Linked DNA regions of Homo sapiens: region 2 is linked to region 1. Evidence: read pairs that join two places in POLR2A ChIA-PET (ENCODE). Cell type or tissue: Panc1. All regions are shown on one strand. Each heading gives the region's core, and the rest is flanking DNA. Links, peaks and the distances in the headings are about the cores only.

What was found. Peaks named below come from ENCODE experiments on the same cell type or tissue, not always from the same donor. Only the 100,000 strongest peaks of a DNase experiment are listed, where the experiment ranks them.
Region 2: POLR2A ChIA-PET joins it to region 1 with 10 read pairs; 2 of 35 experiments call an interaction of 5 or more read pairs at or near these places.

Annotation. Positions count from the first base shown.
Region 1 is chr1:8,935,416-8,946,702 of GRCh38, reverse strand. It overlaps CA6 (carbonic anhydrase 6), which reads right to left and starts at 835. Exons shown (of 8, transcript NM_001215.4): 1 at 738-835. The coding sequence starts at 816. In Panc1, for the core only: no CTCF peak of the experiment used is centred there; a DNase peak (open chromatin) is centred at 4,672; H3K27ac peaks cover 620 bases.
Region 2 is chr1:9,197,671-9,208,957 of GRCh38, reverse strand. No RefSeq gene overlaps it. Among named protein-coding and RNA genes, the nearest start is that of MIR34AHG, 21 kb to the right of the region's middle. RefSeq lists an enhancer at 10,411-10,931. In Panc1, for the core only: no CTCF peak of the experiment used is centred there; no DNase peak of the experiment used is centred there; H3K4me3 peaks cover 1,517 bases; H3K27me3 peaks cover 375 bases.

The sequences.
Region 1 (11,287 bases), core at 1,389-9,388:
AAAGAAGGTCTCGCAAACCCCACAGCACCTTCCGTGAGGTTACCGAGAGTCTTTTCTAAGAACTTTGTTTTCCACTTACACGGACCAACAAAGCAAATGGTTTTACAAATAGAAGCAGTGAGTGTGCTTTTGAACCAGCCAACACTGTGGATGGAAAAAAATTTAAAGCAAAAAGCCTGTAAGTAAATCAGGAGTTTGTGAAGGGGAAAGCTATTTCCTTCTTTTCCTTATTTGAAGTTTAAGTTCAGCTTATTCTCCATACCTTCTGAGACACTGAAAAGGTAACATCTGAAGCCACAATGAGCAGACCCCCAACATATGGCAAGTGGGCTGCCTGGCCATCCTGTGAAATGCCCTAAAGGAGGACTCTTGGCCGGGCGCAATGGCTCATGCCTGTAATCCCAGCACTTTGGGAGATGGGCAGATCACCTAAGGTCAGGAGTTCGAGACCAGCCTGGACAACATGGTGAAACCCTGTCTCTACTAAAAATACAAAAATTAGCCAGGCATGGTGGCAGGCACCTGTAATCCCAGGTACTCGGGAGGCTAAGGCAGCAGAATCACTTGAACCCGGGAGGCGGAGGTTGCAGTGAGCCAACATCACACTACTGTACTCAAGCCTGGGCAACAGAGCAAGACTTTGTCTAAAAAAAAAAAAAAGAAGAAGAAGAAGGGCACTTGTCCTGTTGTAAGGGTGTGAGGGTAACTGGGGGAGCATGCAGAAGCTAGGGGCTCACCTGAGTAGGTCCAGTCAGACACATGCTGGGCCTGGCCACCCAGCAGGAACAGGGACAGCAGAAGCACCAGGGCCCTCATGGTGCTGCACATCTGTAATGAAGACTGATTCCGGCGAAGCTCTTCTTTTAAAGGCTCAGAAACTGTAAATAACAATTTACAATTGATCTGCCCAGCTGGCTAAACCACCCTTTGCTGCACCCACTAAAACAATAACACCCTCCCCATAACAGCACTTCTGGCTCCGTGCATTGCGCCAGGCAGCCCCAGCACCTGCCTGATCTCCTCCCACGTCAATTTCATATCCGGTCAGTCCATGGGTTTGGTTGTTCAGTGTCTTAGGAACACCTGAAGAGCCACACAGTGCAGCCATTGTGGACAGGTGACCGCGGAAATGGGAAAAGGCCCAAGGCAGGGAGAAGCAGGATGAAAGACTTTCCTGGACGTCGGACTTCCCATGCTCTTTCTCCTGACATTAGAGATCTGGGGACTGCTGATGGGATCACCACTGCCTGCAAACCCTGCCCATCTCAGTCATGGACACAAGCCACCGCTGCAGACATGTGGCTGCCCTCAGCCAGGCATCCAGGGAGGTGGCCTGGCCTCCATGTTTGGACATTTCACGGTCCTCTCCTTAAACCAGTGGTTGATCCTGGGTCCCAGCTCATGAGCCACATTCCAATGTGTGCCTTTATGCCATTCAAGCTGGTGTGGGCGTCTGCATTTCTACATGGATTTGTTCTGACACCTGCAGGGCTCTTGGGCACACCTAAGCCAATCAGCCAATTGCCCTCGCAGGATCCATGGATTACCTAATCCTGTGTATTCACTTGGCTAGACAGTCCCTGAAATTAGCTGAAGGAGAAACTTTTGAGTTTATGCCTGCTGACAGGCCAGCATTTCCCATGCCCTTCCACAAGGTCAAACACAAAGGGTAGCCGGAGCTCCTGCGGGGGGGCTACCATGCTGCCGGACACAAAGGGCCACCCCTGCCTTGTTATGGGGAGCTGAACCCCCTCCTGGCCTAGCTTAACTCATTGTCCACTTGGTCCTGGAATGGCAAACGTCAGCAGGCCTTCACAACAAGGATGTTAGCGGTGAACGTAGGCCTCCCGAATACTTCTAAGACTCCCCACTGTCATTTAATAGGGAACATCAGCTGCTGCAAAGAACTTGCTGGAAACTTCCATTTCTAAAGCTCAAGAGCTGAAAGAATCTCAGAGAGAGAGCAAAGCATGTTCAAGGACAAGGATTCTGAAACTAGACAGGATCTGTGCCACCTGCTAACTGTGTGACCATGGGCAACTCAGCGCTCTGTGCCTCAGCTTTCCTTCCTTTTCTTTTTTCTCTTTCTTTCTTCCTTTCTCTCTTTCTTTTCTTTCTCTCTTTCTCTCTTTCTTTCTTTTTTGAGACAGGGTCTCTCTCTGTCACCAGGCTGGAGTGCAATGATACGATTTCAGCTCACTTCTCTTGGACTCAAGCAATCCTCCTGCCTCAGCTTCCCAAGTAGCTGGGACCACAGTCGCATGCCACTACGCCCTGCTAATTTTTGTACTTTTTGTAGATACAGGTTTTCACCATGTTGCTTAGGCTGGCCTCAAACTCCTGGACTCAAGCGATTCTCCCGCCTCGTGCTCCCAAAGTGCTGGGATTACAGGCGTGAGCCGCCGCACCTGGCCGCCTCCTTTCTTTAAAAGGAGTTAGTGATAGCACCTCCTTTGTGGGGATTCGGCAATAAATGTGCCTGCAGTAGTTGGAGCAGTGCCTGGTGTGTAGCAAATGGCATTAGCATCTATTCAGACCCCTCATTTTATAGGAAAAGGAAGTGATTTATCATTGCCACCCAGCTGGTTAGTGAGGGAACTGGAGGAAAAATGCTTCAATCTCCAGCTTATGGACCATTTCTTTGCAAAAATGAGAAACCTACTCTTCTGTCCTTGCTAAACCAGTGACGCCCACCTGCTGACTCCCAGCCCTGCGGAAAGGGCCACCTTGTAAATCACAAGGCCCCACCTCTGCTGAGGAGACCAAGACCCTTTACAAGCCCAGGCAGGACCCCTGACATCAAACTGGCAGGAAAACACAAACTCAGTCATCTGAATTTTTTCTTGGGAATCTGAATTGGGAGACCCAGAAAGAATCAGGGAGCTGCAGGCAGGCAGAGACTAAAATGTCAGGCTGTCACGGAAGCCTGGGAGGACTGGATGAGCCCAGGCGAGGGGAACTGGAGCAGGAAGGAGCTCAGAGAAAGCCTGGGCCAAGGGGGAGGGGAAGACTGCCCAAAGAGGGGCCCTGGAGAGTCAGAGAGAGGAGTGCTTGCGGGAGAGCACAGTGAAATGCAGAGGGCCCACCACTCCTGGCAGCTCCCAGCCCCACGGGTCTCACTGCCCTGCGGTGAGCATTTGGGGCTTCCCAGGAGAGCTCTGGGGCGTTCCTTGCCTCACACAGCTCCTTAAAATACAGTGCACATACTGCGTCTGTGAAGCTGTGATGCCAGCAGCCCCTCTGCAGAACTGCTGTGCAGCGTATCCACCCATCACATCTGAAGCTTTGCCCTGGTTTTGCCTTTCGCTCAGGCAAGAGCCTGGACTGGCCAGCAACCTGTTGACCTGGCTGGTGTTGAGAATTGGTGTGAAAGTGAGTAATTAAGGCAATACGGGGGTCAGATCAGATGATGGCCTCTTGGAGAAGCAAGGCCATCTGCCAACGAGGGCATATTTCTAGAGAGAGGGTCCCCTCCCTCCGCTGTACAGCACACTGCCAAGGACATACTGGACCCAGAATCAGGTGTGGTCAGTAGTGTTGCCTATTTTCTGACTCCTTGTCTACTTCAAACCTGAAATTTTCCGTCACCTTTGAACATGAGTCTTCTTCTTGGATTTGGGAGGCACATTGTTTGTTTGGGTTTGCTTTTGTTGGTGGTGGTGGCAGTGGGTTTTTGTTGTTGTTGTTTTTGGTTTTTGGTTTCTTTTTTGAGACAGGGTCTCACTCTGTTGCCCAGGCTGGAGTGCAGTGGTGCAATCATGGCTCACTGCAGCCTCCCAGTGCTCAGGTGATCCTCCCGCCTCAGCACCCCCTTCCGCCTCATCCCCTCCAAGTAGCTGGGACAACAGGTGCGTGCCCTATGTGTGCTCTGTTTTTGTTGCTTTTATTTTTAGTGTGTCTCTCTATGCTATGAGCTTCCTTCTGCCTTCATCCAACCATATCCTTGGCTGATCAAGGTTGTTTTTTTAATTCTAAACTCCTATTTTTCTAGGGTCTATGGTTGGATTGGCTGTCGGAGATGAGTTGACAAGTTTATCATTATTACAACATCAGGTCAAAGGGAGAAAGGAGCCTTTGTTCTTCCTTGCTTCTACCACTGCCCCCCCGACAAGGCCCACTGAGGCAAGGAAAAAGAAGGAGGCAGGGAGGCATGGCCAGCCCAGGTGGGCAAGAAGGCACCATCAGCCCAGGTGAGCAGGGACAGATCATGAACCAAATGACTAGGGAGGCACCGTTAGCCCAGGCTGCACAGGACCAGCATAAAAGAATGAGTCTGGCAGGCCAGGCACGGTGGCTCACACCTGTAATCCCAGCACTTGGGGAGGCCGAGGTGGGTGGATCACCTGATGTCAGGAGTTCAAGACCAGCCTGGGCAACATGGTGAAACCCCGTCTCTACTAAAAATACAAAAATTAGCCAGGCATAGTGGTGCGTGCCTGTAATTCCAGCTACTTGGGAGGCCGAGCCATGAGAATCACTTGAACCCAGGAGGCAGAGGTTGCAGCGAACTGAGATCACGCCACTGCACTCCAGCCTGGGCAACAGAACGAGACTCTGTCTCAAAAACAACAACAAAAACAAACAAAAAACAAACAAAAAAGAAAGAGTCTGCCTACACAAGAATATGCTTATTTGGGTGTAAGTAACACAGAAAGGCTATTGTTCTGTTTCATGCAGGAGTGTGAGCTCATCCTGAAGAATGAGTCACTCTGAACAAGTAAGTTCTAGATGGTTACAGGCTCAATCCTATGTAAGCACCAAGATGTTTAAAACCTCTAAAATGTACGGTACAGTTTTAAAAAGATAAAGCTGAATTTTATTAAACTTTTCTTAATGACTGAGTCCCACTAATATGAACATCAATTATTCTCCTGCATTGTAATATATTGATGTCTGCTGGGCCTATAACATATAACATATATATATAATTCTCCCTGCAAGAAACGACCCCTGGCCAGGCACAGTGGCTCACACCTATAATCCCAGCACTTTGGGAGGCCAAGGGGGATGGATCACCTGAGGTCAGGAGTTCGAGCCCAGCTTGGCCAACATGGTGAAACCCCGTCTCTTCTGAAAATACAAAAGTAGCCAGGCATGGTGGCATGTGCCTGTGATCCCAGCTACTCGGGAGGCTCAAGAGGGAGACTCCATCGTCTCAAAAAAAAAAAGAAAGAAAGGAAAGAAATGACCCCTAACTGTAGTTTTTGGATTTCTTTTACCAGATACTGAGAGAGGAAAGTTAGCTAGCTTAATTGATTACTAAAGCAATGCACGTTTATGCTCAGGGGTATCCATAAGGCTGGGACATAACCAATCAGGACAGAAGCCAGACTTGGTGTGGAGGAAAGTCTGAAAGCTCCCTGCTCTGCCAGGAGTTAACCCTGGATTGGTGGATTGTAGGGAGATTGGGAAGTTCTTGGGAAGGGCTGAGCGGCAGGAGCAGCTGGAGGTACCATTGTGTGTGTATTGATTTTGTTTTTCATTGTTTTTTCATTGTTAGCATTTCTTTCTTTTTTTCTTTTCTTTTTTTTTTTTTTTTTTTTGAGATGAAGCTTCACTCTTGTTGCCCAGGCTGGAGTGCAATGGCGTGATCTCGGCTCACTGCAACCTCCACCACCCGGGTTCAAGTGACTCTCCGGCCTCAGCCTCCCAAGTAGCTGGGATTACAGGCGCCCACCACCATGCCTGGCTAATTTTTGTATTTTTAGTAGAGACGGGGTTTCACCATGTTGGTCAGGCTGGTCTTGAATTCCTGACCTGAGGTGATCCGCCTGCCTTGGCCTCCCAAAGTGCTGAGATTACAGGTGTGAGCCACCGCGCCTGGCCCACTATTAGCATTTCTAACATGGGCTTCCAGCTCTTGCCTCTTAGGGTTGTCTGTCTGTTCTCATCTCCTGGCTTCCTCATCTGTTTGGCAGAAACCAGATGACCACACTTCTTAAAATTACATGTCCAAGAAGAATGGATAGAGCTAAGCCAACAGCCCAGAGACTGTCCTCTACCTAAAATACACACACTCTGAAATGCCTTCGGCATTTTGATGCTAAACTCACAGATTTCTATTTCCTTTCTGACTTTCAGCTATATCCATATAAATGGAGCATTGACAAGTCATTGTGTAAACTAACCCACTCGCAAAATATCCAGCTACAGTCAGGTCCAACTCCACGGGGGGGCCCTTGCTTTCTCTCACTAGCCTCCTGGTGATGAGTTCCCCAGTCTTAGAGAGTATCTCCAGCCTCACACATCCTCCTGGAATTCAGCACCTGTTGGGTAGGGTTGTCTCCCAACAGGCATCTCCTCCTGTGTCTCTATCCTCTTCCCCACTGGGTACCAGTAACCCACATCCAAAAGCAATCAGCCCAAAACCCTAGTGGAAATCCTCTTTTCTATCATTAATTTAGGTATAAGCAAAATAGGAACCAAATACCTAAAAATATTTACAGCTCAGCCTGCCATCATCCTGTGCCCCTTCTCTGTGCAAACTCACCATCCTCCTGCCACGAGAATTGGATGTTCTGTTTGTATCTCTTGCTGGCTCTACCTTCTACTTCTTGTAGAAGTAGAGTTCTGTGTTCTGTGTCTTTTATGTGGCAGAAGCCGGGAAGTCTTCCGTGGGCTTTGCTCAAATGGGAGGGTAAAATTCCCTACTAGGAGTGTTGCATCTGTATATGCCTGGGATTGGCCAGAGTGACTCCATCTTGGTTATTATCCATGAGTCTTGCTTATATCTCTTCAGTGTGCTCCACCCCTAGTAGGCCAGAGTCTTGCTTATATCTCTTCAGTATGCTCCACCCCTAGTTTACATCTGCATGGCAGGTTTGTATGCCTTTCAGCTCCACCCTTCCCTGGTCAATAAGCAGGTCAAATCCACCCTTCCTGATCAAATGCATAATGAGTCGTCACCCTCCCCTCATGCCTAAGGGACCGATTATGCAAGCAGAGGATTGTATTAGTTTCCCACTGCTGTAACAAACTGCCAAAAACTCAGTGCTTAAAACAACACAAGTTCATTATCTTACAGATCTAAAGGTCAGAAATTCAAAACCAGTTTCACTGGGCTAAAGTCAAGGTATGGGCAGGGGTGGCTCCTTCAGAGGCTCTGAGGGGATCATCGGTTCCCTTGCATTTTTCAGCTCCTAGTGGCCACCTGCATTCCTTGGCTCGTGGCTTCTTCCTTGAATCACTCCAATCTCTTGCTTCCTTTGTAGTTTGCTTAGTCCTTAGTGCAGCTAGGTCCGAGTTCTTGCTCTACGACCAAGAAGAATAAGGCACACAGACAGTGGAGAGTGAGTAGAATAGAACAGGATTTATTAAACAAAAGGAAAACTCTCAGCAAAGAGAGGGGTCCTGAAAGCGAGGCAGAAATTTAAAAATAACAATCATAATAATAAGTACTGCACTTATTCACCCCAAGAAAAGTAAAAGCTAAGGCCCAGAATGTGGCAAGGCAAGGTTTCAAAAGAAAAAGAAAAGGACAAGTTTTCCTCTGCTTAGCAAGCTCATTTCAAGGACTGTTAACAACGCTGTCGGAATAGCCAAGGCCAAAGGAATGGGCTCCAGACACTCCCCTGCTTCCAGAGCAAGGTTGAGGGGGAAAAAAGAGAGAAAGACAGATTATTTTACTGTTACTCTTTTCTCAGTCTTCTTAAGCATTATTATGTTTTACAAATGTCTGTATTTAGCCAGCTCTTGTTTTTCTTTCGATGCAGCTGCAAGGCCACCAGCTATGTAAGGTCACAAATTATGTTATGCTATAGATTACGTGACCTGTCACTGTATGATTAACTGCTTTTGTTTTGCTTCTGTAAGGCCACTTATAAAAACCCCACTCTGTCTTTGTTCAATGCTCAGCTTTTTGGATGTGAGTCCACTGAGCCAGTGCATACCGAAAATAAACAATCCTCCTGTTTCTCTCATATTGGTCTCTCCATTCCTCAGTTTATTGCAACAAAAGCAAGTTGCCAGAAACAGGGCTGAGTTCTGTGTCTTTTATGCCGCAGAAGCCAGGAAGTCTTTTGTGGGCTTTGCTCAAATGGGAGGGTAAAATTCCCTCCTAGGAGTGTTGCATCTGTATACGCCTGGGGTTGGCCAGAGTGACTCCATCTTGGTTATTATCCATGAGTGCCTAAACAAAACCCACCAGGGGGCTAAAACCACAATGCTAATGTTATGTTAATGACATTATAATGAGCTGGGTCAAGTGAAGGACATTTAGGTTGATTTATTGCACCTGCGCCTTGGTTGGGACAGTCACTTTTGAGCAACATCCTGGCACAAGGGGAAATTCTTAACCACATTTCTTCCCTTTAGCTGTTCTTCAGTTGTTTCTGTGAACATTGTCCCACTCTGTCCTTCTCCAGAGACCCTCCCTCTCTATCTGCCTAACCAGCTGCTAACTGCCCCCTCCCTCACTTCCTCCTTTGATCTTCTTGACCTCCCTCATATTACGGTCCTTGTGATTACATTTAGGGTCTACCCAGATAATCCAGGATGATGAGATGAGACTTAGTCACATATGCAAGTCCCCTTTGCCGTGTAATGTAACATACACAGGTTCCAGGGGATTAGGATGTGGACATTTTGGGGGGGGTCATTATTCAGCCTACCACAAAGATATTGGGAATTACCAAGATAAATTAAACCATGAGTTGCTGAAAATTGGATTTAGACTTCAGAGAACGGAGTAATAACTCAGCAATGTCATGAAATATACCAGGAATGAAGAGTCATAGAGGAGCCAAATGAACAAGGGCTAGCCTGTCCAAAGAATGTACTATTGCCAGGACATTTTTTCTGAGCTCTTAATGGTCACAGTGATATGACTAGAGTCAGCTGACTAGACTGGAAAAGTCCTGGTAACCTGCAAAACAGTAAAGAGAGAAGCAGGGTCAAACACCCAGTGTGAGCCGGGCTCGCTGGCTCACGCCTGTAATCCTACCACTTTGGGAGTCTGAGGCTGGTGGATCACTTGAGCTCAGGAGTTAAAGACCAGCCTGGGCAACATGGTAAAAACCCATCTCTACAAAAAATACAAAAATTAGCCAGGTGGAGCTGGGCACGGTGGCTCACACCTGTAATCTCAGCACTCTGAGAGGCCGAGGCAGGCAGATCATGAGATCAGGAGTTCGAGACCATCCTGGCCAATATGGTGAAACCCTGTCTCTACTAAAAATACAAAAATTAGCTGGGCCTGGCGGCACATGCCTGTAGTCCCATCTACTCGGGAGGCTGAGGCAGAAGAATCACTTGAACCCAGGAGTGGAGGTTGCAGTAAGCCAACATCATGCCACTGCACTCTAGCCTGGGTAACAGAGCAAGACTCCGTCTCAAAAACAAACAAACAAACAAACAAACAAAACAAGCCAGTTGTGGTCGTTTGCACCTGTAGTCCCAGCTACTTGTGGGGCTGAGGTGGGACAATCGCTTGAGCCCAGGAGGCGGAGGTTGCAGTGAGCTGAGATCACGTGACTGCACTCCAGCCTGGGCACCAGAGTGAGACCCTGTCTCAAAAAAAAAAAAGACCGTGCTCAGACCAGCACTCCTTGAATGTGGCCTCCCTCACCCAAGATACAAGAGTCAACTTTTGGCTGAATCACAGTTTGGCATGAAGAGGGAAGCTCCACATCAGAAATATACAGTCTTGTGGCCGGGCGCAGTGGCTCAGGCCTGTAATCCCAGCACTTTGGGAGGCTGAGGCGGACAAATCACCTGAGGTCAGGAGTTCGAGACTAGCCTGGCCAAAGTGGTGAAACCCCATCTCCACTGAAAATAAAAAAATTAGCCAGGCGCATGTCTGTAATCCCGGCTACTCAGGAGGCTAAGGCAGTAGAATCACTGGAACCTGGGAGGGAGAGGTTGCAGTGAGCCAAGATCACACCACTGCACTCCAGCCTGGGCAACAGAGTGAGACTCCATCTCGAAAAAGAAAAGAAAAGAAAAAAAAAATATGCAGTCTTTTACTTAGTGTCCACACAAACTTCTATCATATTTTTTTCTTCTATTTATTTATTTATTTATTTATTTATTTTTGAGACAGAGCCTCACACTGTCACCAGGGCTGGAGTGCAGTGGCGCGATCTTGGCTCACTGCAACCTCCACCTCCTGGGTTCAAGCGATTCTCCTGCCTCAGCCTCCCAAATAACTGGGATTACAGGCACTCGCCACCACGCCTGGCTAATTTTTTGTATTTTTAGTAGAGACAGGCTTTCACTATGTTTGCGAGGCTGGTCTCGAACTCCTGACCTCGTTATCCACCCGCCTCAGCCTCCCAAAGTGCTGGGATTACAGGTGTGAGCCACTGTACCTGGCCCCATACTTTTTTTTCTTAGAGTCTTACTCTGTCACACAGGCTGGAGTGCAGTGGTATGATCAAAGCTCACTGCAGCCTCAAAATCTCAAGTTCAAGTGATCCTTCTGCCTCAGCCTCCCAAGTAGCTGGAACTACAGGTTTGCACCACCATCCCCAACTAATTTTTAATTTTTTGTAGAAATGGGGTCTCACCATGCTACCCAGTCTGGTTCCAAACTCCTGAGATCAAGTGATCATCCTGCCTTGGTCTCCCAAAGTGCTGGGATTACAGGCATGAGCCACTGCACCCAGCAAACTTTCACATATTGATCTAAAAATAAAAGAGATGTAATAGGGAGAGAGACTCTGTTTCAAAAAAAAAAAAGTCAATATACAAAATACAATTGTATTTCTGCAAAACAGCAACAATTAGAAAATGAAATGTAAAGTTTTTTTGATTTTAAAAATTATACCATTACAAGAACTCTGCATGGTCTTTGTAACTTTTCTGTAAATCTAAAACTATACTAAAATTAAGTTTCTCTTTAAAAACTTCTACCACTTTACAATGTCATCAGAAAATATCAGACACCCATGAATAACTCTAATAAAAGATTATTACTATTTTAGACAGGGTCTCACTCTGTTGCCCAGGCTGGAATACAGTGGCATGATCTCAGCTCACTGTAGCCTCTACTTCCTGGGCTCAAGCAATCCTCCTGCCTCAGCCTCCTGAGAAGCTGGGATTATAGTCATGCATCACCACACCCAGCTAATTTTTTTTGCACTTTTTGTACAGATGGGTTTTTGTCATGTTACCCAGACTGGTCTGGAACTCCTGAGCTCGAGTGATCTGCCTTGTCTCATCTTCCCAAAGTGTGAAATTACAGGTGTGAGCCACCACACCTGGCCAAAGATTACTGAGAGAAATTCAATACCTGAATAAACGAGGGAATTGGCAAGAATTTTTTTCTTCAGTCTCTGTGCTACTAGAA
Region 2 (11,287 bases), core at 1,599-9,598, 260 kb before region 1:
GGCAAATAATAATAAATTCCTTAAATAATCATAACTAAATATTTAAACAATAATAACAATAATAAAATAATTATTGTGGGGTTTTTTTGTTTGTTTTTGTTTCTTGAGATGGAGTTTTGCTCTTATTGCCCAGGCTGGAGTGCTATGGCACAATCTCGGCTCACTGCAACCTCCGCCTTCCGGGTTCAAGCGATTCTCCCGCCTCAGTTTCCCGAGTAGCTGGGATTACAGGTATGCCCCACCACGCCCAGCTAATTTTGTATTTTTAGTAGAGATGGGGTTTCTCCATGTTGGTCAGGCTGGTCTCAAACTCCCAACTTCAGGTGATCCGCCCCCCTCGGTCTCCCAAAGTGCATTACAGGCATGAGCCACTGTGCCGGGCAATAATTACTGTTATTTTAACAATTATAAGCAATAAAGAATAAACAGGCGGGGCGTGGTGGCTCATGTCTGTAATCCCAGCACTTTTGGAGACCGAGGAGGGTGAATCACTTGAGGTCAGGAGTTCAAGACCAGCCTGGCCAACATGGTGAAACTAAAAATACAAAAAATTAGCCAAGCATGGTGGCATACACCTGTAATCCCAGCTACTCGGGAGGCTGAGGCAGGAGAATCGCTTGAACCCAGAAGGTGGAGGTTGCAGTGAGCCGAGATCGTGCCGCCTCACTCCAGCCTGCGTGACAGAGCAAGACTCCATCTCAAAAAAAGAATAAACAAATAAGTATAATGCCAGGTGCCGACACACATGCTTGGAAGAGAAAAAAGGCTGAGCGAGGGATGGGGTGAGAAGGAGCTGGGGTGCTGTCTTGAAGGAAGGACTCTGATAAGGGGACGTTTGGGGCTAGACCAAGGGATGTGGGCTCCATGTGCAGAGATGTTCATGGCTCATGTCATGACATGACATCCTATGCATGTCAGGGACCCCAGGAAGGCTTCCATGCAATGGAAATATTTTTCATTTGGCTGCAGGATCTGAAAATGCATCCTTCATTCCTTTGTAGTTAGTGTCTTCATTCTTCTGTTAAACAAGACTCCTTTGAGAAGAATCTCCACAGAAGTCAGTTACCCCCCAGCATCTTAGCAAAGACACAGGAACGATCTATGCGGTGCAAGCAAAACTTTAGTTTCATTCAGGGAAAAGGAGAAGCCAGCAAAGACTTCAATCAGCGTGGACTGAATTTGAATCTCTCCCCTGCTCTGCACATAGTAGGCACTCCACAAACGCGTATGAAATGAACAAGTCAGAAAACCCACAGTGTGCATATATAAGCTGGCCCACCTGATATTTGAACATTTATGGGTTTGCTAAATATCCCAAGAGCCAGATTGGGTGGATGGGAGGTTGCCAGCCCATGGCTGAGGATGCAGAAGCAAGAGGAAGAAAGAACACGACTGCTTTGGGTGGAAGGGAGTTTACGAATCATGACCTACGTTTGACTTTGTGATCTTCATAGCCTCACATGGCATTGCTTGGAGCAGAATGAACTCCATGCAGTGCAGTTATCAACATGAGCTATATAAGAGATTCAAGGCAGGGAAAACCTTCATCTTCTATTGATAATGAAAGCCGCCATCTTGTTCCCCTCCCTGTGAACTGTGGTTTTGTGTTGGTGGAGAAGAGGCCAAGCACATTGAGGTCATCAGAGAAGGCTTTACTCATCCGGAAAGAAGAGTCACTATGATGCATGCAACTGTCTCCAGTCCAGATGTTTTACCATCCAGAGGTCAGGGGACTTTTTATGATTTAAGACATGGGGACTCTCCTGAATAGAATGGCGATCTTGAGTTTATCTTGGCCAGCCCTCTTCTCCAGGCAGCACCATTTCCGGCCATTTAGGGGTTCTGCCTCATCCTTAAAAGGGAAAGACGGCCATGCAGTGGCTCATGCCTGGAATCCCAGCGCTTTGGGAGGCTGAGGCGGGCGGATTATCTGAAGTTGGGAGTTTGAGACCAGCCTGACCAACATGGAGAAACCCCATCTCCACTAAAAATACAAAATTAGCCAGCCATGGTGGTGCATGCCTGTAATCCCAGCTACTCAGGAGGCTGAGGCAGGAGAATTGCTTGAACCCGGGAGGCGGAGGTTGCAGTGAGCTGAGATCGCACCATTGCACTCTAGCCTGGGCAACAAGAGCAAAACTCCATCTCAAAAAAAAAAAAAAAAAAAAAAATAGGGAAAGACTGTGCGATTAACTTTAGAGGTAATATTTTAGAACAACTTCCAGACAGAACAGTTTCCCTAGGTTTAACCTAGTTTTCTCCTGCTGTTACTGAAAATAAAAGAGACAGTGGGATTGTTGCATATTAACCCCACAAAAGGGAGCCAAGGAAAAGAATGTAGCTGTATCTGCCTTCCACCCCTGTGTGTGCAAACTTCTCATCGCCACGACTGGAGGTGCAAACAGGAATTAGACTGCATGCATTTTTGAAAATCAAGACCTAAGTTGACAGGGGTATTTGCATGCCAAAGCTGTGAGGACTTAGGGGCTAAGAAGAAATCAAACATATGTTAGAATTAGCTCTTGAAGAAAGGGAAAGGATCATCAAGTTTGACAAAACATGGCTGGGAAAGGGGCGGTCAAAAGCAAAGACCTGCAACCTTGACAGTGTCCAAAAGGCTGCCAGTGTCCTTCAGTTTCTTTTTTCTTTTTGATTTAAAAATGAATGCTCATTTCCATTAATTATTGCCCCAAGAGACATTTTGTTAGTCACTCTGGCCAAGTTAGATGTGCAACAACAAGTTTCCTCCATTCTTTTTCTTTTTTTTTTCCTGGAGATGGGAGTCTCGCAGTGTTGGCCAGGCTGGTCTCTAACTCCTGGCCTCAAGGGATTCTCCCACCTCAGCCTCCCAAAGTGCTGGAATTGCAGGCATGAGCCACCATGCCCGCCATTCCCCATTCTTAGGATGACTTCCTGTGCTGATCCACACGAGTAAGTTTGGTGAGTTTCCCCTGTGTATGCAAAGGCAGTAGAGACCGTCTCTGGTAAAGACAGCAAAGGAGGATGCCCAAAGTTAGATCAGTACAGAGCACTCATCCAAAAATGCCCAATAAATATCAGCAAGAGACACAAATCAGAGACCTGGGTTGGATAGAAAATCAATGGCGTAAAGTGGAGACGGAGAAGAATCTGCAGCCCTGGCATGATTAAGCAGAAGCATGGAGAAGGGCACACATTCTGGAGCCAGATGGCCTAAATCCTGCCACCTACTAGCTATGTGACCCAAACCTCCTTGTGCCTCAGTTTCCTCAACTGTAAAATGGGGGTGATCCTGATAACACCTGCCTTGAGAGGGTTGTATGAGAATCAAATGTCAACACAAATGAAAAAAAAAAAAACTATAAAAGACCAAGCGCGAGGCCTGGTGCAGTGGCTCATGCCTGTAATCCCAGCACTTTGGGAGGCTGAGGCGGGCGGATCACCTGAGGTCGGGAGTTCGAGACCAGCCTGACCAACATGGAGAAACACTGTCTCTACTAAAAATACAAAATTAGCCAGGCGTGGTGGTGCATGCCCATAATCCCAGATACTCGGGAGGCTGAGGCAGGAGAATCACTTGAACCCGAGAGGCAGAGGTTGCAGTGAACGAGATCACGCCATTGCACTCCAGCCTGGGCGACAAGAACGAAACTCCGTCTCCAAAAAAAAAAAAAAAAAAAAGACCAAGCATTCTATAGATGTAGCTATTAACTTCTTATAACCAAAGGAGTCCATATTATAACCCTTCAAAAAATTGAGATGGGTGGGGGCCAGGCGCGGTGGCTCATGCCTGTAATCCCAGAACTTTGGGAGGCCAAGTCGGGTGGATCACGAGGTCAGGAGATTGAGACCATCCTGGCTAACATGGTGAAATCCCGTCTCTACTAAAAATACAAAACAATTAGCCGGGCGTGGTGGCGGGTGCCTGTAGTCCCAGCTACTCGGGAGGCTGAGTCAGGAGAATGGCGTGAACCCTCGATGGGGAGCTTGCCGTGAGCCGAGATCGCGCCACTGCACTCCAGCCTGGGCGACAGAGCAAGACTCCGTCTCAAAAAAAAAGAAAAAAAAATTGAGATGGGGTCGGTGGCCATCACATTTCACTGCTGTTTTCACATGAGACAGTTCTCATATGAAAATTTTTACTGGTTGATGTCGTGGATTGAAAGATGGCCCCAGAAAGAAATGTCCCGCTAGAAGTTGTGAATGTGACTTTATTTGGAAAAAGGGTCTTTGTAGATGTAATTAAGGATCTGGAGATGAGATCATCCTGCAGTAAGATGGGCCCTAAATCCAGTGACAAGTGTCTTTATGGGAAGAAGACACACAGAGGGGAAGACAAACACAGGGACTGGAGTGATGTGTGTACAAGCCAAGGAACACCAAGGATTGCTGGCCACTCCCAGAAGCTGGAGAGAGGCCTGGGACAGATTCTCCCTCTGATCCTCCAGAAGGAACCAACCCTGCGCATACCTTGAGTTTGGACTTTTGGCCTCCAGAACTGTAAGAGAATACATTTCTGTTGTTTTAAGCCACCAAGCTTGTGGTCAGTTGTTACGGCAGCCAGGGAAATGAATGCAGATGACATTCTGGGTTTCAAAATTGGAGGAGACTAAAGAAACGCTTGCTTTGGACTTCAACCCTGTGCCTGTTCTCTGCCTCTGGCTGCAAGAAGACAACTTGGTATTTTTCCCGGTTTCAGAGTTGAAATTCTTTGGCTTTGGTCTGCATATCATCTATCACATCATCTATGGAGAGGAAACTGAGTCACAGAGCAGAGAAGTGATTGTCAAGGTCACGTGAGGAAGCGGTAGAGGCCGACCACTTGCCCAAGAGGGTGCAATGACAGGTACAGTGAGAAAATCATAGGACAAAGAATCTGAAGACCCAAATTCTAATCCAGGCGCTGCATCCCACAGGCTAGGTGACCTTGGGTGACTAAGGCCCAGCCGTTTCTCACCTTTCCATTCTTCCATTCATGAAATGGAAGGACTGGGTTACATGCTCTGTGGGGTGCCTTCCCCACTATGACACCCCATGAGTCTGTGGTCTTCCCCCACCTCAGCCTGGGTGCAGCCAGGAGGAGGAGAAGGAAGACAGCCTGATCGAGGCTGGCCCTCGTCTCTGTCCGCCAGCACAGCGCAGGCTGCACAGCCTCACCTGTGTGCCAAAGTCCTCGAGGGAGGGCGGGTGAGGGCAGCCGCAAAACACTGTGCCCACGTTGGTTGTGGTGCACTGCAGCAGTGTGGCTGTGTCCCAAGCAGGATGCGGGCAGCAGAGCCTCCCCTCTCACTCCGTTTAGAAACAAGTCACACACTCCTGGTCTTACTTCAGTAATGAAATGTACATGGAATTGATGCAATTGGTCTTTCTGAACAGTTTATTTAGAAGGGGAGTTTTAGTCTCCCCGCTCAAACACACACACACACACACACACACACACTTCCTCCTTTATTTTCCTTTCTTGGGCTCTGAGTTTGTGATAAACTCAAAACCTGGAAATACCTACATTCCTGACCACCTTCTACCTCTCAGTATATCTATTCTGCCTAACCCCTTGTGGGTTATATTAGAATGCGCTATCTTAACCATATCTGCATTTAAAGTGCTTCTCTCTCCTGGAATTTTCTCAATTAAATCCCTACCTCAATCTTAAAGACTATTAACTTTCACAGAAGCAGGAACGGGAATTTTAAGAATCACAGACGTGTCAGGACAAAATTGACACTTAGTGGCAATCTTGAACATTTCATGTGCCTGACAATTTTTTAAATGGGGTTTTCTTGAAGGAAAACAAAAATAGAGATTTCCCAAACGGTTGAGAATTTGCCAGTGGATGGAGAGGAATTTTCCTCTTCTCTTCACCCCGGGTCTACCTCTGCCCTTCTTGATAAAGCAACGGTGTCAACTTGTCTGGTGCAAAGCAGACTGTCGGCTCATCACCTCTGCTCCTTCCTGGGCATCAGGCTGCAATTCTCAAACTTTTGAACAAGTCCCGCCTTCTCCAGAATTAAGGATTAAAGACTCTGCAGAGTCTCAATCTTCTGTTTTTGTTTTTGTTTTGTTTTGTTTTTTCAAGAAAAGCATCTTCAGGTGAACAAATCTGGGAGGTGGGGCAAAGCTTTGGACCTAGTTGTGTGAGAGCGTGGGGGAGGGAGGAGGCTCCGCGGAGAGGTGTCTCTATAGGAGTGAGCATCTTGCAGTGTCAGGGGTTTAAATTCAACCGGCGGGGGGCGGGTGCATGGTGGGGGAGACCATCCCTGCCTCCTGCAGCATTGACTCCCGGCACCATTTGGGTGCAGGGACCCAGCTGACACTTCTTATTTCGGGTCCTGCCTCTCCCGAAGCAGTCTGAACTTGCCAGCATCCAGGCAGGACGGCAGCAGCTGAGCAGAGGAGAGAGGTAACTTTCAGGGAGGGGTGTGTTGGTTTCTGGATGCTAGATCAGCTCATTGACACGCTCCTTGGATAGCCAGCAGAAAGATCCCCTTTCCTTTGGGTTTTAAAAAGCTTTCTCCCCTAAGAAGCCGGAGTCCTCTGCCTGCACTTTGCAGAAACTCTGGGCGCTAAGAACTCCATCCAGGTCCTTCCCCGTTGGCTTACCGGCACAGCACTGTGGGGAGAGCTGAGTCAGTTGCTCACAGGAGTAAATTTTTAGGAATAATTTTTTAAATTGCTGTTTGAATTCTTTTTTTTTTTAAAGATTGGGTTTCTTTCTCATGTTGGTTTTATGTTTGCACCTTGTATTTTAATTAAGCTACAAAGAGTATAAGTTTGTGGAGAAGATTTTGGTGGAGGTTTTACGATTAAAAAAAAAAACTACTCCATTGCAGTCCCGCTGCAGTCCCAGAAACCTGGTTTAACTGCAGAGGCTCTCACGGTACAGCCTGCTTCTCCTCTTTACCCTTGCCAGAGTCTGAGCGTCTGGTTCCCACCTGTCTGACTTCTCCAAGCCCCCCATCCCCATCTCCTTGCCCACCTACCCTCTGCGAAGGACCCCGGTAAGTTGGCTGATGTCGGTGACAGTGGGGTTTGAAGGAGAATTTGGACACTGCAGCTTTAAGAATGCCGTACTGCGAAATCTTTCTCCTTCAAGTGACTGCAGACCGCAGCAGCGGCAGAGGCAGCAGCGGCAGAGGCAGCAGCAGAAGGAGTCAGCTGGAGGAGGAGGAGGAGGAGGAGGAGGAGGAGGAGGAGGAAGGAGAGGAGGAGGGAAGGAGGGAAGGAGGGAGGGAAGGGGATGCAGCCCATTCTCAGGTCAGCTTGTTGGGTACCTCGGACCAGGGAGTGCTCAGCCCTGGGCAAATCCAAAGCACAATCAGGACGCTGACTTTGGGCTAGTTTCCCTCTCCCACATGCTGGGGGCGGAGACCCCGTGGACTTACTGATGAGTTGAGGCTTATTCCTTGCCTCAGTCGCGTGCCATCCTGCCGCGTGTGTTTGCGTCTGGTTAGCTGGCTCTCTCAGCCATGTGGAATTGGGCCGGAGAATGCGGGTCTGGTCTCTGTTGTGATCTTTCTCCAGCTTGGCTTGAAACCTGGGAACACTGACGCAGCCTTCATGGTCTTGTTCACTGGGGATGGAGGTTTTCTTCTTCCGGATTTACTGAGATGAGCTCTGGAGGGAAACTCGAATAGAATGATTAGTGGCCGCCGGGGCAGAGGCTGTAGCATTTAAGAAGGGGATGGACTGCTTCTGTGTTGGTAGCAGGTGTTGAATGATGGGAGCATTGGGTGCCAGGCAGAAGAGGAGGGGTCTCCATAAGGGGCTCGTCTAGATGGGACTGCACAAAAGCAGCAGGAAGCACACTTGGGACAGTGGCTCTTTCTGGGGAAGTACATAAGCAGCCTGAGACATGTGAGCTATGGTCTCTGGGACCCAGACTCCTATGCACCCAGCCAAAGGGCCTCCCCAAAGTCATTTGCTGCCTCAGTAGGTGCCGGCTGGAGGAGCTCCCAGGCTGGCACTGCTGAAGTGGCATTCCCTGACACGCAGAGCTCAGATCAGGTCTGCATGGGGGGCGACATTATACAGTGCCAACAGTGGCATCTGCCCAGGTGGTCCTGGGCACTGGAGGGCTGAGCTCCTTGTGATCCCTCCCAAAGCAAAAGGGTATCTTTTTACAAAGAAATTTTAGATCTCACCATAAATCACTCAAAGGATGTGCAGCAAACCTCTCAGATATAAGTTATCCAGGCAAGCCCCTGAAACAGCAGCTGGGCTTTTGGGAACGGCTGAGGCTGGTGGAGCCACATGACCCCTGTGGGTCCCTGCATTGTGTTCTGGTTCTCGCTATAGACAGGAGCCTGAATTGAAAGCTCGTGCTTAGAGAACCTGCCTGTACCGTGGCAGGAAGCTGCTGGCGTTGAAGCTCCCTGGGGCATGCAATGTGCTCATACCAAACACCTCAGTCATTTGGGGAAATTTGGGCTCATAGACAAATGTTTAATGAAGTCTTAGACCAAATCATCGCCTGGACTAGAAAAGCACTCTGCAGGCTGAACACAATTCCCTCCCCCAGAATTAGGAGCGACTTTCTACTGGCTGCTTTCGAAGTGCCCGTTCCCTCCTTGCAGCCCTGTCTCTTGCTCCATTTTAAAATACATTCCCTGTATATTGAAAACCATCTCTCCTTCTGTCCATCAATCTGCAGCAACTTAAATTTTCCAGACTAACGTGCTTGGCCACGAACGATTTTGAGCCCAGCACACCGAAACGAGTCATTGGGGTCCCACGCACTAGGGTCTTTTGAAGTCAGCATGGCAGGATGCTAAGGATGGAGACTCACCTGTGCAGCAGGCTGAACCGTAACCCATCCCAGCCTCTGACTCCCAACCCTGGAAGCTGCGAGGACCAGCTGTTTGTCTCTGGACTTTTTAGTTTGCCCTCATCCATGGGATGGAGGTATCTGTGACCTCTCCACCCGGGAGAGGGAGAGAACAGACCTGGCCTGCCCAGACACACTTTTCTCTTCTGGTGTCTCCCTTCCCAGCCTGGATGACAAACGAGTGTCCTTCCTGCCTGGAATTAGCCAAGGGAGAGGCCTGCTGGTTGAGGGCTGCAGAGCAAATGCCACTGTTGGCCCCCAGCACTCTGTCCCTGCCCACTGGTCTCTGGTTCCCTACGGGGAGGTCAAGGGAGACAGGAACTTCACAAATGGGTCCCGGGGAAGAGCAGATGACTCCAGTGGGGCTTGTGAAAGGAACTACACAGGATGAAATGAACAAGGGATGGCCGCCCTGGCCTCTACGGTCTTCATATGGCCAGAGGCCTCCTTCCCTCAGGCAGGCACTGTCTGGGCCAAAGCCACCACGGGGTGTTTGGGAAGAGGAGGTGCCAGCCGCTGAGGTGACATGAGACCCTCAGGGATGGGCAGGTGATGGAGGGATCTTAGCCTGGGACACCTTCATCTCTCAGGGAGCAGAACAGGGAAGCTGGCTGCTAAGTAGCTAGTAAGACAGGAGCGGACCTCGGACGGTGGGGGTTGCATTTCCCAGGCAGCAAATCCACTGCAGTGAATGAAATGATGCCCACCACACCACCCAGTCACCCCCATGTCAGATCCACTAGCTTTGGGGTTGCCCTTGTCCCTGCCCACGTGTCAAATCCCCACGGCCTTGTCTGTGACCCCACAGTAACATCTAGGGGGTTCCCCGGGCCTGGGTTGGGCTTGAAAGAGAATTCTGTCTTTCCATTCCCCCCAGGCCTCAGAGCAGGGTGCATTACAGCCCATCATCGTGGAGGGGAAAAAATGAGGCTAGAGTTGGTTTCAGAATTAGATGGGGGTGCATGACTAGAGGGTGATACAGAGGGGCGTACGTTTCGGACACCCTGTCCATGTCGTGGGCCAGGCTCTCCGGGACACCTCCCAATGCACCAGTGCTGACTCAGGGGTATTTCTCCGCTTGCTGCGCTCCCACCCTTTGCAACTGCCCCAGCCTTGGCCAGCCCAGCCCTTGCAGCCAGCTTCTCCCGGTCTCCTTGCGCAGGGGCAGTTAGAACCCAAGCTGCAGCAGGCCCTCCCCCGCCCTCCCCGCCCGCCTGCCCGCCTGCCCGCCGCCCGGGCCAAGTCAGCAGTGCTGAGCGCTGCGGGGCTGCAGCAGCAGCCGGCGATGCGGAGACCCTGCACCACTGCTCCGGGCGGCGCTCGCGTCCCGACGGCCACCTCCTGGCGGCTGCGCGCAGCCGGCGCCGAGATCCAGACGGACGCACGGTGCTGATTGGTGCAGTGAGTGAGTCTCCGGCTTTATTTAGACCACCGTTTCTTGACGACTGTACTTCATTGGAGTTGAGGGCTCGGAGCAGCAGGCAGCCTTCCCCGTGGGAAGGATGACAAATGGGGAGTGCTGCTTCTAGGTGCTCGTACCAACTGGCTTCGTGCGTCCTGGGATGGGCGGTGTTCACAGGCGCTTCGGGGCTGAGCGCCCACCAAGTGTGGCGCGCGCTTTTGGGAAACTCCGTGGAAGACCAGGACGGACCCCTGGAGGGTTAGGAAGACTTTGAGACCAGCCAGGGGAAGCCGTGTCCCGGGCCCTGACTGTGGATCTCCTACTCTGAACCACGGACTCCAGTTTGGAAGGCCAGGCTGCCTTTCGGATTGGGGGGTAAGGAAGGGATCCCCAGCTCAGGCAGCCTTTTGGGCTAGGGCAAGGGGACCTCTGGAACCACATTTTTGAATGCTCCCACCCATGATTTCTGGGACAGCTACTGGAGACAAATAGAGGCTCGAAGGTGTCGGGAGAAAGGCTGTGTTCCTGATGTCATGTAGTTGAACTTGGATGTGGAGGAAGTCCAGCTTCCCCTGCAGAGTAAAACCAAGCCAGCGAATGTGGGTGGGGGCCAGCAGCTGCCGACCCTCCTGGGTGATGTGATGGGCTTAGGTGGTAGGAGCCAGGGGCCTGGGGCCAGAGAGGGCAGCCCTAAGGGGGTCTAGACAGCACCTTCTGCCCAGAATGGCAGCCTTTGGTACAAGTCTTTATTTATGCCAGTGGCATGAAAATGTCGCCCGATGAATCCCCAGGGGCCCGTTCTTGGCAAAAGCCCTGTCTCCCAGCAAGATGGGAAGTGATGTCACATTGCACTCTCCAGCCCGCTCTTCTGGGGTTGTTCGAGTTGTGAGATGGTTCGGTGACTGATGCCTCTCATTGTCCCAGACCTTGTGCTTCCCCTGGGAGACCCTCCACCCTGGTGGTTGCTTTTTCCTGTCCCCATGCTTTAGCTTGAGCATCTCCACCGTGGAGGCTGCCCTTGGAGGCTGCACTGTGCTGGGAGGAGAGGGAGACTGGAGAGGGAGAGGAGGAGGAGATGGCAG